Linked DNA regions of Mus musculus: region 1 is linked to region 2. A link is a loop called in an ENCODE intact Hi-C map of the cell type or tissue named here. Cell type or tissue: left cerebral cortex. All regions are shown on one strand. Each heading gives the region's core, and the rest is flanking DNA. Links, peaks and the distances in the headings are about the cores only. Region 1 holds the start of Mta3 (metastasis associated 3). Region 2 holds the start of Kcng3 (potassium voltage-gated channel, subfamily G, member 3).

Region 1 (8,326 bases), core at 187-8,186, 72 kb after region 2:
CCATTCCTAAATTGAAACAAAACCCAATTCTCTCTCCTATGTCCTTCTCTCTCTTTCTTTTTTCCTTCTCTTTTACTCTGTCTCTTATCTATCTATCAATCCATCCATCCATCCATCCATCCATCCATCCATCTATCTATCTGTTGGCTTTTTTGAAACAGAATTTCTCTGCGTAGCCCTGGCTGTCCTGGAACTTGATCTGTAGACCAGGCTGACCTTAAACCCATAGAGAGCTGGCTGCCTCTGCTTCCTAAGTGCTGAGATTGCAGGGCGTGGTGGCGCATGCCTTTAATCCCAGCACTCGGGAGGCAGAAGCAGGCAGATTTCTGAGTTCGAGGCCAGCCTGGTCTACAAAGTGAGTTCCAGGACAGCCAGGGCTATACAGAGAAACCCTGTCTTGAAAATCCAAAAAAAAAAAAAAAAAAAAAAAAAAAAAAAAAAAAAAAGAAGAAAGAAAAAACCAAACCAAACCAAACAAAACCCAAAAATACTAAGTGCTGAGATTAAAGATGTGTGCCACCATGCCTGTCTCTTTTCTTATTTTTATATTTATTTGTGTGTGTGTCCACATGTGTATATGTGTGTGAGCATGTTTATGTGTGTGTGTATGTGTTTGGGCGTGTGTGCATATGTGTGTATGTCTGTGTGCATGCGTATGTGTCTATGTGTGAGTGCATGTGTGTCTATGTGTGTTTGTGTGTATATTGTGTGTAGGGGGTATGTGTGTATGCACCTATGTGTGCGTGCATATGTATGTGTGGCATGCATGGGTGTGTGGCACGCATGTGGAAGGTTGAAGAACAGTTTTATAGAAGCTGCTTTTCCTCCATCATGTATGCCCGGGGACTGAACTCAGGTCTTCAGGCTTGGTGGCAAGTGGCTTTACCCACTGAGCCTTCTAGGCAGTGATGTGGTGATGCTGTCTCTTTCTTTCTTCTTTGTCTTTCTTTCAGATAAGGTCTCATGTAGCTCCGGCTGGTCCTCCTGCCTCTATCTCCAGAAAGCTAAGATGGCAGGCATAGGCTGCCACACCTGGCTCATTTGCAGCATTCTTGCAAATGGAAGAGTGGGTTTATAGAGACCAACAGAGGGAACACTCTGGGCCTCAAGCAATGCCTTCCATGTGTTTCTTTAATTACAACAGCCATACTAGGAAGCTTTGTCCATGGGGAGACCCCATTTACTCTGGTGTTACTGACATGCTGTAGGGGACATCTCTTCCATAGGGATACTGGAGATGGCCAGAGAGAAATGTGACGTAACAAATATGAAGTCCTTAACATGGGACACCACACCTGGCTTATTCAGTGTTGGGGATGAAGATGCATGTGGGGTGTGTATTCTACCAACAGAGCTACAACTTCAGCCCCCATCTATTTATTTATTTTACTTTAAGACTTTTTTTATTTATGTGTGTGTTTGTGTGCTTGTGTGTAGGTGTGTGTGAAGGCCAGAAGAAGGTGTTGAATGCTCTGGAGCTGGAGTTAGAGACGACTGCAGGTCCTCTGATATGGGTGTGTCTTAGTCAGGGTTTCTTTTGTTTTTTGTTTGTTTGTTTGTTTGTTTTTGTTTTGTTTTTTTTTTTTGGTTTTTCGAGACAGGGTTTCTGTGTGTAGCCCTGGCTGTCCTGGAACTCACTCTGTAGACCAGGGTGGCCTCAAACTCAGAAATCTGCCTGCCTCTGCCTCCCGAGTGCTGGGATTAAAGGCATGCGCCACCACGCCCGGCTAGTCAGGATTTCTATTCCTGCACAAACATCATGACCAAGAAGCAGTTGGGGAGGAAAGGGTTTATTCAGCTTACATTTCCACACTGCCGTTCATCACCAAGGAAGTCAGGACTGGAACTCAAGCAGGTCAGAAAGCAGGAGCTGATGCAGAGGCCATGGAGGGATGTTCTTTACTGGCTTGCTTCCCCTGGCTTGCTCAGCCTGCTTTCTTATAGAACCAAGACTACCAGCCCAGAGATGGCCCCACCCACAAGGGGCCTTTCTCCCTTGATCACTAATTGAGAAAATGCCTTACAGTTGGATCTCATGGAGGCATTTCCTCAACTGAAGCTCCTTTCTTTGTGATAACTCCAGCTGTGTCAAGTTGATACAAAACTAGCCAGTACAGGGTTCTTCTGGGATCCTAACTCCATGCACTCCTGAAACAGCAATGCATGCTCTGGTTGCTGAGCCTCCCTCCCTTCCCCACTCTTTAAGATACTGAGCATTTCCAATATAGAGGACCCTGTTTTGGAGCTGGAGGTAGAAGGAGCTTAAGACAGAGAAGATAGGGGAGACAGGGGAGTCTGAATTGGCCACCACCATTACTTCCTGTTCTGACCCAGGTCTAAGTCTTTAATGGGGGCTCCAGGCTATGACTGGAGAAAAGCTGAGTGTGGACAGGTGTGGGAAATGTTCTTAGCACTTTTCACATACCTGTTGTGGTAAGTATAGAGACCTCAAAAAACCTGAGGAAATGGGAAGAGCAGATAAGGAAGTAATAAGAATACAGAAATACTTTGAGGAAGGATTTTTTTTTTTTACTTATTATTTTGCTTTTGAGATGGACTCTCATGTAGTCTAGGATGGCGTCATGAAATTGTGTAGCTGAGGAAAACTTGAGTTTCTCCTTCCTGCCGTCTTCCTACCTTCACTTTCAACCCAAGGATTGGGTTTAGAAGCATAGGCTATCATTCTTGACTTATTTTCTGGTGGGCCTCTAACCCAGAGCTTCAGGTATGGTAGGATCTAGTCACATCTTAGTCAGCTATAACCCAGCCATGGAGCTCAGGCTAACCTCAAATTCCCCGTGCAGTTTAGGATAATCTTGAACTCCTGCTATTCCTGCCTCTACCCCCCAACTGGACTTTAAGAAAAACTTAGTGTGTATGTGTGCATGTATGTAGGCTATAATGGGCATGTGTGTATGTGTGTATGTGTGCATGTGTGAAGTCTATGATGGGCATGTGTGTATGTGTGCATGTATGAAGTTTATGATGGGCATGTTTATCTGTGCATGTATGAAGTCCATGATGTACATGTGGGGCTCTGTGGACAACTTTTGGGAATTAATTTTCTCTTTCCAATGTATTTGTTCCAGGGGTCGAACTTGTCAGCAAGCATGTTTACCTGCTGAGCCATCTCCTATGCACCTCCAGCCCTACTCTTGTTCATATTTATTACTTAAAAATAATGAGAAAGCCTTCTAAAACTTATGATCCATTTCTTTGAATTTTCAGGCGGCATTCTTAGTAGAAGACAGACTTTGCGGTTCATGCTGTTTGGGCCAGAGGGATTAGTTCTGATGCCGGAATACTATTCCAGGTGAACTATCAGCTGATGTGTGTCAGTTTAGAAATGGAGAGTGGTTTCAGATAAGTCACATTATATTTTCGGTAGGATCCCCAGTAAAAGAGTTATGATAAATGATAAATAACAGCTATACTGTCAGCATACCAGAGCTCTTTTGTTTTCTTCCCTGGGCCAGAAGGGCTGAGGACTCACAGTTTGCAAGCTACCAGCGAATCTGAGGCTTTCCAGAGTACAAAAGAATCGACAGACACCTGCTATTCTCAATATTGGATGCTAGAGGAGCTTCAACCAAAATGCAGTCTTCTTTTCCCGGGACAACTCCTACTTTGGCACAGCCCTTTAAATCAGCATCACCAGGCACTCCAACCCACAATACTAGGCCAATGTTTATTGTGCAACAAGGCCTGGGTGTAGTTTGGAATGCCTTGGCTTTCCTAAAAGAAGTTATGTGTTCATTGGGGAGAGTCAGTCAGGAAGATCTCGCTCTGTATCCCAAGCTGGCCACAAACTGGAGCGCCTCCAGCCTTTGCCTATGGAATACTAGGGTTACAGGTGTTTAGTACTATGAGGACCATCTATATTCAAAACCTCATAGAGGGTGTGAGGAACGTGAAAAGGGATCTATAGCTACTCAGCATGGGAAAACTAGCCACTTAAGAGCTTTCTGATGGGACAAGTGATCCTACACCTGTAATATAACCCAGCACTCAGGAGGCTGAGGCAGGAGGCTACAAGAGCCAGCCTGAACTGAGACCCGTATTAAAACAAGTAATGTTGGTGAGGTAGCTCAGTATAGCCAGGCCTGACTATCTGAGTTCAATCTCTACTCCTATGATAGACCTATACATATATATCTCATAGCATTCATGCCCTCACATGATAGATAGATAAATAGATGCATGGATGGATAGATAAGTAAATAAGTGTATTAAGAATTTAAAAACAAACCAACAAACATGAAAAGTTAGTTCTATAGTTAAATGACTAGCCTGTGCAAAGACCTGGCTTCAATCCCCATTAATGCAAAAAAAAAAAAAAACCAAAAAACCAAAAACGGGGATTGGGGCGAGGACGTGCTTTTTGACATAAAACTAGTTAGCTGACCAGCAACCCCAAGCTGTTAGACACGACCTCCTCCTTTTGATGGGGGGAAAACTGCGGATTGTGGAAACCCTGTTCTTCTACCGGCAAAGGAAGCCCTCTTGTGCTGAAGGCCTCCCCTGGTCAAAGCACACGCTGTACACAAAGCCTGTTTAGAGGCAGGGCTAGAGGATGTGTGTGTGTGTGTGTGTGTGTGGGGGGGGGGGTCGGTTTTGTTCAGCCCAGTTTTGGCACAGCCACGACTGACCTGCCAGTGTGGTCGGGGTGAGAAAGTCAGCTTCCAGTTCTTTTCATAGCTGGGTCTCAGACTTGAGCAAGCTGCAAGTACGTAGGGTCTTCTTGGCCCCAGGGCCTGTAGGCTCTAAAGCCACCAAACGTCCTCTCACCACGAGGGAGGGACGCAAACAAGCATCTGTCGCTTGCATTGGCTGCATCGGAGAGTTGTACCCAGAAGGGCGTTCGTGTGCTTGAGGTCACACATAGAGGGGTGTCCCTGGGGAACAGAAGCAGGAAAGGAGAACCTGTCCCAAGGTGGACAGGTGACGCGGGCGAGAGAGACGCTCGGAGTGGCTGAACCTCTGTCCCCACCCTGGTTCTTCCACAGCCCCTGACCCTGGTGTGCTACCCCGAGGCTAGTGCGGGTGGCCCCTGGGGTCTTCGGCCCCCCGCAGCCCGCCGCCCCGTTCCCGCCGTGCTCCGGCCTCCCGGGCCCGCTCGGCGTCGCTCTGCCGGCGCTGGGGGCGGGCACAGCCCCCTCCCTCGGTGTCCCCTCCCCGTCCCTCCCCCTCCCCCGTGGCGAGGCGGCGGCGGCGGCGGCAGCGGCGGCGGTCGAGGCTGAGGCGGCGGCGGCGGGCGGGGCTCGGCTCGGGCTCCGCGGGCGGGCGGGCGGACATGGCGGCCAACATGTACCGGGTCGGAGGTAGGAAGGCTCGGCCCTTCCCGGCCCGTCGGGGAGCGGGCGGTGGGAGCGGGGGTCCGGGCAGCGCACGCTTACTGCCAGCAGCCCGGGAGCCCGGGGCTGAGGGCGCCGCGGGCGGGGCGCAGGGGGATCCCCACCCCCACTCCCCTCCCCCACCGCTCCTGCCCGGCGTCTCGGGGCCAGGCCTCTTCTGGGGACACGCATCGGACACCCCCTTTACGAACGCCCCAAAGGGACAGAGCCCCTGCAAGCCCCCTAGCTGAGTGGTCTTTCCCTCGCGTGGCTTTTGGGCACGAGGGAGGGGGGCTTGAGCACCCCTCACCCCAAACCCCGGCTTCTGCCTCGGTGTTAGCGTGGGCTGGGGACGATGGTGGCCCAGGTGGGGGGCAGAGCTCGACAGGCCTGTTTGCAGAGCCCGGGCCCTGCACCGTCGCTGCTTCACCCCCCATTCCCTTCGGTTTCCCGTTCAGTCCCCCTGAGAGTGGGGCTGTGTGTGGGGCCAGGGAGCCGCAGCCCCAGGTAGGGAGTAGAGCTCAGCCTGGACGTTGGCTCTGCTGTCTGTCTTTCCAGCCTTCTGCAGAAGAGAGAGAAATAAGGTCAAACAAACTTTCCCTGCTCACGACGCCCTCCCTCCCTCCTTCCTGGTAAAATAATAATTCAGATAAGTGGCGTGTTTGTGAGTGAGACTTGCTCTTCCGTCTTTGCTCATTAGCCGAGCTCCTGATGGATGATGGTGGGGGAATGGCCTGGCTAAATGAGGCCACTTAGCAGCAGAGGGCTGGGAGAGAGCCGCCTAGGTAGACCGTGACTGTGCAGTCTAGTCTCTCAGGTAAACACATAGTGGGAAGTTTCCAGCCACTCTGTAGAGGAAAAATCCTGTACCTTTGGTTGAAAACTTGCCATGGTTTCTTTATAAGAAGGGTCTAAATGGAGTTGAATCAAATATAAAAAAAGGGGGGAAAAAAAACAACCCAACACCCAGCCCCTATTCCTCACCATCCCAGGTAGAGCAAGGAAAAGTTTGATACCTGCTTGCCCTTACACATTCTGCCTGCCGATTTTTTTTTTTAAGTTGATGTTTGAAATGAATTTGGGCTGTTAAGCCTTTCTTTTTCTCCTGATTTGTCTCAGGTCAACACTTTTATGTAAGAATCGTTGTTGAGGGCTGGTTGGATTGGAGGGATGAGGCGCTAGTGGGAGGCTGCGTTGATGAGCTCTGATACATAGTGATGAAGGGGTTTGCCTATCATGTTGTGGTGGGGTTGTTTGGTTGTTTGAGGCAAGGTGTCTACTTAGGCCTAGATGCCCTAGGATTCAGTCCTAGACCAGGCTGGCCTCACAGAGATCTGCTTGCCTCTGCTCCATAGGTGCTGGGATTTAAGACCTGTGCTTTTTGTTGTTGTTTGAGGCAAAGTCTTGCTATGTAGCACGAGGCTGGCCTCTGCTTTGTGATTCTCCTGCCTTTGTGTCCCACTCCCCCCAATTACAGCAAGCCATGCTTTTTTTTGTTTTTTTTTTTAAATTAAATAATTAATTCAAGGGTGACCACTGTGGCACATGCCAGTAAATTCAGCCTGTAAGTGTTGGGCCAGGAGGCTTAGGAGTTGAAGGCCAGTCTCAATTACTTCACCAGTTCTTGCCAGCCCGGACTGCTATTTTCAAAAAGAAAATGAAATGTAAGCAGGATGTGGTACGTGGTACATACCACTAATCTCCACTTGAGTGTGTGAGGCTGGGGGATGTTGAGTTAGTTCTAGATGAGCTTGGGCTACTTCGTCAGGGGTGGGAATTCTAGGACGGTGATAAACTTGGAACCGCTTACAGAGGCTGCCTTACAGTGGCTTGCCTACTTCCTAACGCATAGGGAATTGTAGCCCAAGAGATGGTGGCTCACCTTTAATCCCAGCTCTCCAGTCCTGGGCAGAGGCAGGCAGGTCTCTGCTGTGAGTTTGAGGCCAGTCTGGTGAACAAGGCAAGCTCTCTGAGACATGCCGAGCTATCTCATGTGACCCTGTCTAAAACAAAACGGAAAATAAACAAAAACAAGAAAAGGGCTCTGAGCTGTCAAATGTGAGCTCTTGGTTGAAAAGACCTGTGCGTTTTTTGTTTGCAGACTACGTTTATTTTGAGAATTCCTCCAGCAACCCGTACCTCATCAGACGGATAGAGGAGCTCAACAAGGTGAGTGAGCAGTGTGGCATCACCTGGCCAACACCGAAGCGCTTCCCCTTTAAGGGTTACTGGGTAAAGGGCCCGAGAGGTGATTTTTACTTTCAGTTCCAGGCTAATTACAGAGTTCTGCAGGCATCTGAATATTTGTTGGCTTCTTATAAAGATTTTTGACCCATGTTACGTTTGTTTCTTCAGATTGCTTTGAACCTTGAAGATCAGGCCAGTTGTGTGTAACTTGACTTCTGTTCATATTTAAGACTGTAGGCATGTTTCATATTTAAACATTAGGCATGTTTGTTTGAGCTAGGCTTACAATGACTTCCAAAAAAATCTCAATCCTCCTGCCTCAGTTTCCCAAGCGCTGTTTCACATCTGCTAGTGAATGAGTATATTCCTCCTCGAGCTTTAGAAGGAAGAATCTAATTTGGGCGTGGTGGTTCATGCCTAGAGTCAGGGGCATGGCAGCCCAGTGTCAGCCAGTCTCAGCCTCCACCCCTCCCCACAACACACAAAATTGTAAAATGAGTCGGCGGCGTGACAGGCACCTGATACCTAGTTTGAGTTTGTCCTGCGTTGTATCACTGAGACTGTCTTAAAAAAACAAAATGAGAGGCTGAGGAGATGACTTGCAAGCATGAGGACTTGAGTTCAATTCCCAGAATCTGAAAGAAAAACCGGTTTAGTGGCTCAGGCTGATAATCCTGCCCTGGGGCTTCCGCACCAGCCAACCAGGCTCTCCTACTTGGAGAGTTCCAAGCTAGCAAGAGAGACAGAACTCAAAAATGAAAGGAAAAGAAAATGAGCTGGCCAGAGCACACACCTTTCTTTAATTC
Region 2 (8,326 bases), core at 144-8,143:
CGGGCTTTCTTATACCTACTCATAGAAAGAAGCTTAAAACCGGGCCATTAAGCCAAGAAAAACATGCATATGCCTGAAATATCCGGGTATCTAGGAAACAGGTTGACTTGAATAATTATATACATACTTAGGATACATATACACAAACGGAGCCTTACTCTATCTTCTTCACTTCCTCTGCAGCCTCTGTTTTATCTGTCTCCTCCCTTCTGGGCTTCTTCAGTTTCTCTTTCTATCTAAATTAGCGTTCACCCTAATGCTCTACTCTAACCCTCTTTCTCCCCAATCCCCCTCCCTCCTTCAGAAAGGCTGTCACTCTCTTGGCTCCCCTTAATCAACTCCCTCACAGTCTAAACCTATCAGTCAGGGCTGCTGTAGCCTTGGCTAATGAGCTCCGTCCATCACTAACCTTCAAAGTCTACAGTTACTGACGAGTCCTTTCAAAGCCGGTCACTCGAGGCTCATTTTTCTATGATGCTTTCAAAAAAAAAATATTATCAAGGCCACTTTATTTATAAAGGAAAGTTAATTCATCGTATCAAGGAAGTACCAAGGAATCGATCCCTCTCTGTGAAGTGGAGACCCGACCCAACACACAAAACAGGACGTTCCTAAGTTTCTTCTTTTCAAAGCACAGGTCTTGGATTTCATGCCAAGATGGGATGCTGGCAATGGGCTCTGTGCTTCCAGTCCACGGTAGTTACTGTTAGGATTCATACAGAGAGGAAGGGATGCACTGCTGCTGGGTCTGCACTTACCACAGTCCCTAGCACACACAGGCCCATCGGGAAAGGATTACAGGACACGGTCTTGACTTGAAAGTGAAGGGGGAAAAAAATTAGGGCAGAAAATGAATGGGTGAAGGCTCCTAGAAGAGTTATCAAACAAAGGGTGAAAGAGAATATACAGTTTGGGTTTTATGCCCAAAATGGCTGTCTGCTCGGAAAGTCCAACTTTAGTCTGCTTATTCCTCCCACCAAATATGCAAAATAAACTCACTTGTTCTAAAAACAGGAGAGTGCTATCACCATTAAGAGATAAGCATGAGCTCAGGAAAGATTAAAGTGTTTTCTTTTCATCCTAGTAAAGTGGGGGGAGGCGGGAAGACACTTCAATGACCGAATCCTGTTTCTGGGTTTGGGGAAGTTTCGCTTTTTCTTCTCTCCCAAGGTAATAGCTGTTTTTGTTTTCTTCTCCACACTGAAGACCCTCTGAATGAAACTCCAAATCCTTAATGCCACACAGAGGAGAGGAATTTGCTAGGTCCACACTTGCTCGGAAAGGAGAGAGGAAAAAGGGCACAGGCACCCATTATTCAGAGTCTATCACTAAATTAGCCTCCTTTATAATACGGATTCCATCCCAGCACACATTACGCCGGGAGCAGGGTGTGCAGAATGTGTGGGCACTGAAGCAGACCACATTTCACCGAAATGAGACTTCATCTTTTCAAACACCACCAGTACTGGCACATATTTCAAAGAGCTCTTAGCTCAAACTGAATCATCGTGCAAATTATTGCGTGTTAGCAATAAAAGTTTGGAAAATCTAATTAGCAGGTTGCTATTTGGTCAGAACTAAAACACAAAGCCTGGAGGTTTTACTCTAAAAGGTGAGACCCAAGCACAACCACAGGCTGCGCCTGTGAAAAGGGGGCGGGGTTGGGGACCCATAGATTCCTCACACCCCTCGGCTGGAGCGCCAGGGACCTCCTGGGGCAGGAAAAAAGCCTAGCTGAGCTGCCAGGCAGACAGGACGGAGACCGGACGGACGGACGGCACGGATAGACGGGACTGGACGGACTGGACGGGCAAAAAAAGCAGTGCGTCCTACCCGGAGGGTTCCCTCCCAGGGCTGGCGGAGTACCTGCTCCGGTCATCCAGACTGCGGTTGTCAGCAACCGCCGCACGCCAGTCGGGCAGCGTGCTGGCGCACAGCACCACCATGGACACGATCACGAACACCACGGACACGCTGGCCAGGATCTGCGCGGCCAGCGACGACGTGGGCTCCTCGAAGGTCCGCCGCATGCGCTCCAGCCAGCGCCGGGAGGGGGCCGCCTCGGGTCCGGCGGGACGAGGCTGCTCGCGGCCCAGCTCGTCTGCCGCGTGAAAGGTGTGGGTGTCGGACATGCGGTCGTCTAGGCGGCGCTGGCAGCAGTACTCCAGGTGCGCACCCTCCAGGCCCCAGTAGATCATCTCGTTGTAGAAGGAGAGCTCGCACATCCGCGGCGCGAAGCGCAGCTTCCCGTGGCCGCGCACGTACAGCAGGATGAAGCCGAAGGCCTCCGAGTGTCGGTCGAAGAAGTACTCGTTGCGCTCCCGGTCGTAGTCGTCGCACACTTCGAGCACGTCGCGCTCCGAGCGGCAGCCGTGCAGCCGGCTCACGCGGCGCAGCGGGAAGTCCTTGAGCAGCTCCCGGGACAGCGAGTACCGGGCGCCGCCCACGTTCAGCACCACCGAGGCCGCCCCGCCGCGCCCGAAGGTCATGGCTGGCCGCCCCGGGGGCCTGCCCGCCGCGCGCACGGGGAGGCCGCGCCGTCGGGGCCCGAGCTCCCCCGGGGCTCGCGCCCCGCACCGCCCGCGTCCCCCGCGGTGTCAGTGCCGCCGCCCCTCGCTCCCGGGTTCGCCCTCCCGAATCCGGGTGGCTGGCCGCAGCTCCAGGTGGCGCCGGTCTCCCAGAGGGCGAACGTTAGCCGAGGCACCGTGGGCAGGTCTGCCCGGTCCCCGGCGCACGCAGCCCCGCCGCCGTCCAGAGGCGAAAGGCAAAGTGAGCCGGCTCCGGCGGCGAGGAGCGGGCTCCGGGAGGCGGGGGCGGGGCCTCCCTCGCCGTCCTCCTCCTCGCCCGCCGGCTCCGCGCGCTCCGCTCCCTCCGCGCGCACCTCCTTGCCCGCCCGCGCCCGCACCTCCCGGCTCGCTCCGGCTGGGATTCCCCGGCGCCCCGCCCCGGACCTCGGGCTCCCCGCCTCGTGACGCCGTGCGCCCCCGCCCGCAGTGGCCGGGAGGGGTGCGCAGGGCGTGATGCGAGCTGCGGGGAGCCCCGGGGCCATCCGGATGATGGACACACCTCCCCCAGGCTCCTTTAAAGAGTCCCCCGAAGGGAGGAGACAGGAGGGAAGGAGGGGTGCTGAGGTGAGGACCAAGGTGCGAGGTTTGAAGTAGGGAGCAGACGGCGTCTGGATGAGCCTTTGCCAGAGACTGTTGGAAACCCTGGTCGGCTTCTAAGGCCGCCCCAAAGGATTTCTCAAAGCAGGCAACCCAGTCGCGGCTTTGCCTGCAGACTTTGCGCTTCCTCTCCGCGCGTGGGGCACCCCACGTGCCGTGCGCTCCGAAGGCGGCCGCGCACCAAGCTCTCCCCACCCCCTGCTCCCTGAGGGATGCCATGGGCCAACGGACTCGCCCTAGTCCCCCATCTTTCCCAGCCTTGGGGTCCTAAGAAGGCGCCTACACCGCTCTCACGATGCCTCCGGTGGAGTCGGGTAGCAGTCTGGAGAGAATTTTCTTTCACTGGCAAGACCAGAATGTCTTATTGCCTCGATCTTGCATTCTCCTTTTCATGCTATCTCGATGTCCACTCCTTCCCTCCCCGTAGCACCCCCGTGCGACTGCGGCACCGGCCTTCAAATGCAGAGGCAGGGTTAAGGCTTGGTGGAGTGGGGTTCGACTTGGCAGGCATTATTTTAAACAGCAGTTTACACATCCGACACCGGCAACCCAGCCCGTCAAAGGCAAGAAACAGGTGAGTTATATATAAGGGAGACGGCGTTAGATGCAAAACAAACCCTGGAAATAAAAATGAATAGGGAGGGTGGAGGGGTGAGATGGGCTCCTGTGACCATGGAGTACCTGGGGAAGGGTTTTGCTTTCCCCCTCCACTTTCCTAATTTTGTAGGACTGCCCCGTGCCCGCTAGAGGTCACCATAAGGAGTCATTTGCTCTGCTTCTCGGATAGATGTTAGTGAAAACAGCCGCCTGCAAATTTGAGTTCTCTTTCTGACAAAGTCACCCTGGGTGGTTCTTAGAGAATGAAAATCTCCATAAGCTGTTTATCCCTAGACTTGGATCATTTTTTTTTAAGCACTTAATGTGATTAAAAGCTCAAAAACAAGAGTTATTTATCTGCTAAGTAGCTACTAAGCAAGGAAAACATCCTGAAGGAAGTGAATTCAATACGGAATGGAAGGAGGTGCTGGCAGAAGGAGCCAGGGACTCCGGGGGAGCAAATGCCAGATGTGAAAGATTAGCGACTGTAAAGAAAGCTAATGCATTTGTCTGGCTGGAACAACGGGAGTTCTAAGACCTGTGTCCATGCCGGGCTATCTGCAATGGGATCCCTGAAGCTTTAATAACAGAAGTGGCTAGATGAAAGCCTTAGTTTAGGAAGACGCTCTGCCCCGTGGGTTATTCTAAGGAAAAGGCTCTTTCAGCAAGCCAGGAATAGAAGCCCTAACCTCGTGTCAGTAAAAATGAAAGCCAGTTATGAGAAACCCAGCCCAGTATCTAGCAGGTCTTAGTAATGGATAGGACACAGTGACCAGAGGAATAAATAAATAAATAAATAAATAAATAAATAAAAGCAGGTGAGAACCAGCTACCAGCCTGGCTTCACACCAGCAAGAGCCAATTCACCAGCAAGTTGTTAAAAATATTCTAAAAGCAACAAGCAACAGAACAGCCATTGTGTTGGTGATTTGAACATTACTATATTTATTTCCTGTGTTCTCTATGCAAAAAAAAAAAAAAAAACCCTTTGCAGTCTGCTGTTGGAAGCATTTAGAGAAATATCTCTTTTTAAATTAAATTTGAACTTAGAAAACAGATTATTTGGTGACAATGCAGCGTAGGCTTCATAAGTTATATTTTCATATTTATCGGCTAGATAGGTTTAAATCATTTTCTTTGTTTCTAACGTAACACTCTTAGTTGATTGTGATATCATCAACCCAACAGCAACACCCGAATCATTTTCTTAAAGTATACAGAGACATGCAGAAATGATAGCTTTGTCTCGGTATAACCTGGCTTAGAGAACATTCTTACAAACAATCCTATGCCACTGTGTTCTGAGAGGACGCCTACAGGGGAATTATTACACCCGGGTTCTCTTCTGGGTTCAGGACAGTATCTGGAGGTGTCTTATCTAAATCCTTAGTACGAATTAACATTTAAAAAGCATCAGGAAGGATTTGAGCTTGAGAGAAGGTAGGTTTGTTTGTTTGTTTGTTTGTTTGCTTTTTGTTTTTCATTCTCTATGTGTCAACCCATTTCAGAGAGGTGGAACAAAGGCTTGTGGCAGATGTGGCTGGAACTTGCTAGAGACACTCTAACCACAGCAGCACGGCAGAAAGAAGGCTCAAGCCAGTCCTGGCTCTAGCCACTCCCATCTCTAGCATCTAGATTATCATCGCAACCTTCTCCCCATCATTCTTTCATGCCCTTGTGATCCGGAACAATTCCCCAAAGCATTCTCTCCTTTTCACCAAGGCATCCTTCAAACTCTAAATGGAAACCTGGGGCCAACCTGGGCTACATAAAACTATTCTCCAAAATCCTGGCTGGGGAATATAGCTTAGTTGATAAAGTGTTGGCATGCACGAAAGCCCAAATCAAATAAACTGGGCTTAGTGGTCCATTCTTGTAATCCCAGCATACAGGAGTTCAGATTGTCCAAGATGGCTTCTGGGCTCATCCTTCAGGGAAAGCAGGCTGCAAAATGCCAAGTGATATCTAACAAATCCCTTAACCTCAAATCTCAATCTTTCGTGCATAAGATGGCGATGAGGATACTTCTCTTAAGAGGGTGCTGTGGGTGTTAAGTGAGACAGATGGCGTCGGGGCAATAGACAGCGCATCCCATCTCATGTATGTTTCCGTCAGTGCAAATATGCCTTGTCATTGTAAATACAATTCACAGAAATAGTGCACCACCAGCCCAGAACTGAGTAATGCGAAACATCAAACATTAATGGAAAAGTTCTGTTCTTTATACTGCTAGCTCTGGGTTCAGTGTGAATTCCTGCACCCCTGGTGATGAGCAGAAAGGCTGTGCCCTGCCCTAAATTACTCAGGATTGTGCAAAACAGAGGTTTTTCAGGCTACACCGTGCCCTGAGACTCCATTTTACAAGCAGCTGTTGACTCCCTTTTGAGTGCAGATGTAGAAGCAGGTGGATTTTGCATCTTGGTGGACAGAGAATCAGTGCCATCTGTCCAGGCTACTACTGCCAGGAGGCACCTACTGATGAATGGCTTATTCCTACATGCAGAACCATTCTGCCCTCCAAACTTATCAGTTTAACTGGAACTGCAGAAAACAGATGACCATAGATCGGGGACTACGAAGGTAGCCCATTGGTTAAAGCAGTTGTTATGTAGATGTGAGGAGCCAAGTTTGGATCCCTAGAGCACACATGAAACCAAACACATTTGTGCATAATCCCAGTGTGCCTATGGTGAGGTGAGAGGCGAAACAGGAAAATCTCTGGGAGCTCACCACAGGCCAGCCAGCCTGGCGGCGTACTGGCTGATTGTGTGTGTTGACTTGACACAAGCTAGGGTCATCAGAGAGAAAGGAGCCTCCGTTGAGGAAATGTCTCTATGAGGTCCAACTATAAGGCATTTTCTCAATTAGTGATCAGTGGGTGGTGCCATCCATCCCTGAGCTGGTGCTCCCACATTCTATAAGAAAGCAGGCTGAGCAAGCCATGGGAAGCAAGCCAGTAAGCCTCCATGGCCTCTGCATCAGCTCCTGCCTCCAGGTTCCAGCCCTGCTTGAGTTCCTGTCCTGACTTCTCCAGTGATGGACTATGATCTAGAACTGTAAGCTGAATAAACCCTTTCTTCCCCAGCTTGCTTTTTAGTCACGGTGTTTCATCTCAGCAATAGTAACCCTAACTAGAACACCAGGGGTATATAGCAGCGAAGGTGAGAATGTCTCGAACAAGGTGGAGGTGAGAACCCAGACTGGAGATTCTCTGACCTTGATGAATTTACTATGGCAGGCATGCACCTGGACTCAGACACATGAATATATGTATTTATATATACATACACATCTTACATACACATGTATAGAAATAAAAGCATGAAAACAGGCCTGGCACCACAGGCTAAGGAAAGAATGCAGCACCCTCCCCTGGACCCATGAAGAGAGCATCTAACAAGCCTTTAATCCTAGCACCCTGAAGGCAGAGGCAGGCAGATATCTGTGAATTCAAGACCAGCCTGGTCTGCATAATGGCAACCAGGGCTAAATAGAGAACCCCTGTCTCAAAAGACAAGAATTAAGCAAACAAACACAAAAGTATATTTAACGCTTCATATATGAGCCACTCACCTGTCATCCGACCAGCTGGTGTGTGACTCTCTCAGCTCTCCATAGTTGGCCCAGATGGCTAGGATCCCCTCATTGACCTGACTGAATCTGACCTTTCCTTCGAGTCTGTGGTCTCCATAGTGCCACATTGCACTTCTGCAATTTGACTCGAACCTGAGGCTCAACTCAACTTTGACCCAGCAGCCGTTCTGACTCAGCCTGACTCAGCACCTCTGACATAATCTCTAACAGGTGAGTTCTCTGCTCATTCCCCACCCCCACCCCCGCACCCACCCCTCCTCAGAGTTTCCTTTCTCATCTCCCGGATCCCCAGCTCTCTCTCCATCTCTCCTGGCCTCGTTGTAATTCCTGCTACTCTGTCATAGCCACTTTAATCCTTGGTGGCCATTCTGTAACCTACGCATATACATTCTGAGAGAAGTATTTACTGTGTGATATGTGTGTGGTATGTGGTAGGAGAGTTGGAATCTGTAATTAAAATTAGAATAAAAGAACTCGTGTTTGTTTCAGTTGACAGTGAAGGAACTTGGGACTGCCTGGCACAATTGCTACCAGTAAAATTAACGTACCTTGTGACTTTATTGTTTTTCAATGAATTTTGACATTGTGGAAGGAAGAATGTGTCCATTTGTATTTCTGGCATACTGTGCTCATGACAACAGGGCACTATGTAACTGGCTATATTCAAGCACTCTGAAAATCCTGCCTGCCCAAAGCTGTGGACACCGCTTTCTATACAGCTTGCATAGCAATTCTGTTTGCTTTTAAAAGCCTCTGCTCTGTCATTAATTTATAATCCTAGGTATTGCACTATAAAACAGACAACAAAATAAGTTAAAAAAAAAAACAGCTCTGTAAATGAAAATATAGCCTTCGGACTTCCCTGATTTTATGTAATGAGAGACCATAATGGCTTGCCCAGTATATACAATTGCCCCTGCATAAATCAATGCTGTAAGTGTTGGGAACAGTGGGTTCTGCCAGACTCCACA

Evidence for each region. Hi-C counts contacts between places; a loop is a spot of excess contacts. Peaks named below come from ENCODE experiments on the same cell type or tissue, not always from the same donor. Only the 100,000 strongest peaks of a DNase experiment are listed, where the experiment ranks them.
Region 1: a loop joins it to region 2, with 7 times the contacts of the local background. A loop is called at or near these places in 4 of 42 quality-filtered maps.

Annotation. Positions count from the first base shown.
Region 1 is chr17:83,700,965-83,709,290 of GRCm38, forward strand. Mta3 (metastasis associated 3) reads left to right here and starts at 5,220. Exons shown (of 17, transcript NM_001379391.1): 1 at 5,220-5,321; 2 at 7,435-7,502. The coding sequence starts at 5,294. In left cerebral cortex, for the core only: no CTCF peak of the experiment used is centred there; DNase peaks (open chromatin) are centred at 4,812, 5,241, 5,752 and 5,832; H3K4me3 peaks cover 2,508 bases; H3K27ac peaks cover 2,203 bases.
Region 2 is chr17:83,629,130-83,637,455 of GRCm38, forward strand. It overlaps Kcng3 (potassium voltage-gated channel, subfamily G, member 3), which reads right to left and starts at 2,766. Exons shown (of 2, transcript NM_153512.1): 1 at 1,834-2,766. The coding sequence starts at 2,489. In left cerebral cortex, for the core only: a CTCF peak has its summit at 3,905 (motif pointing right); DNase peaks (open chromatin) are centred at 147, 982, 1,379, 2,231 and 6 more places; H3K4me3 peaks cover 4,582 bases; H3K27ac peaks cover 1,484 bases.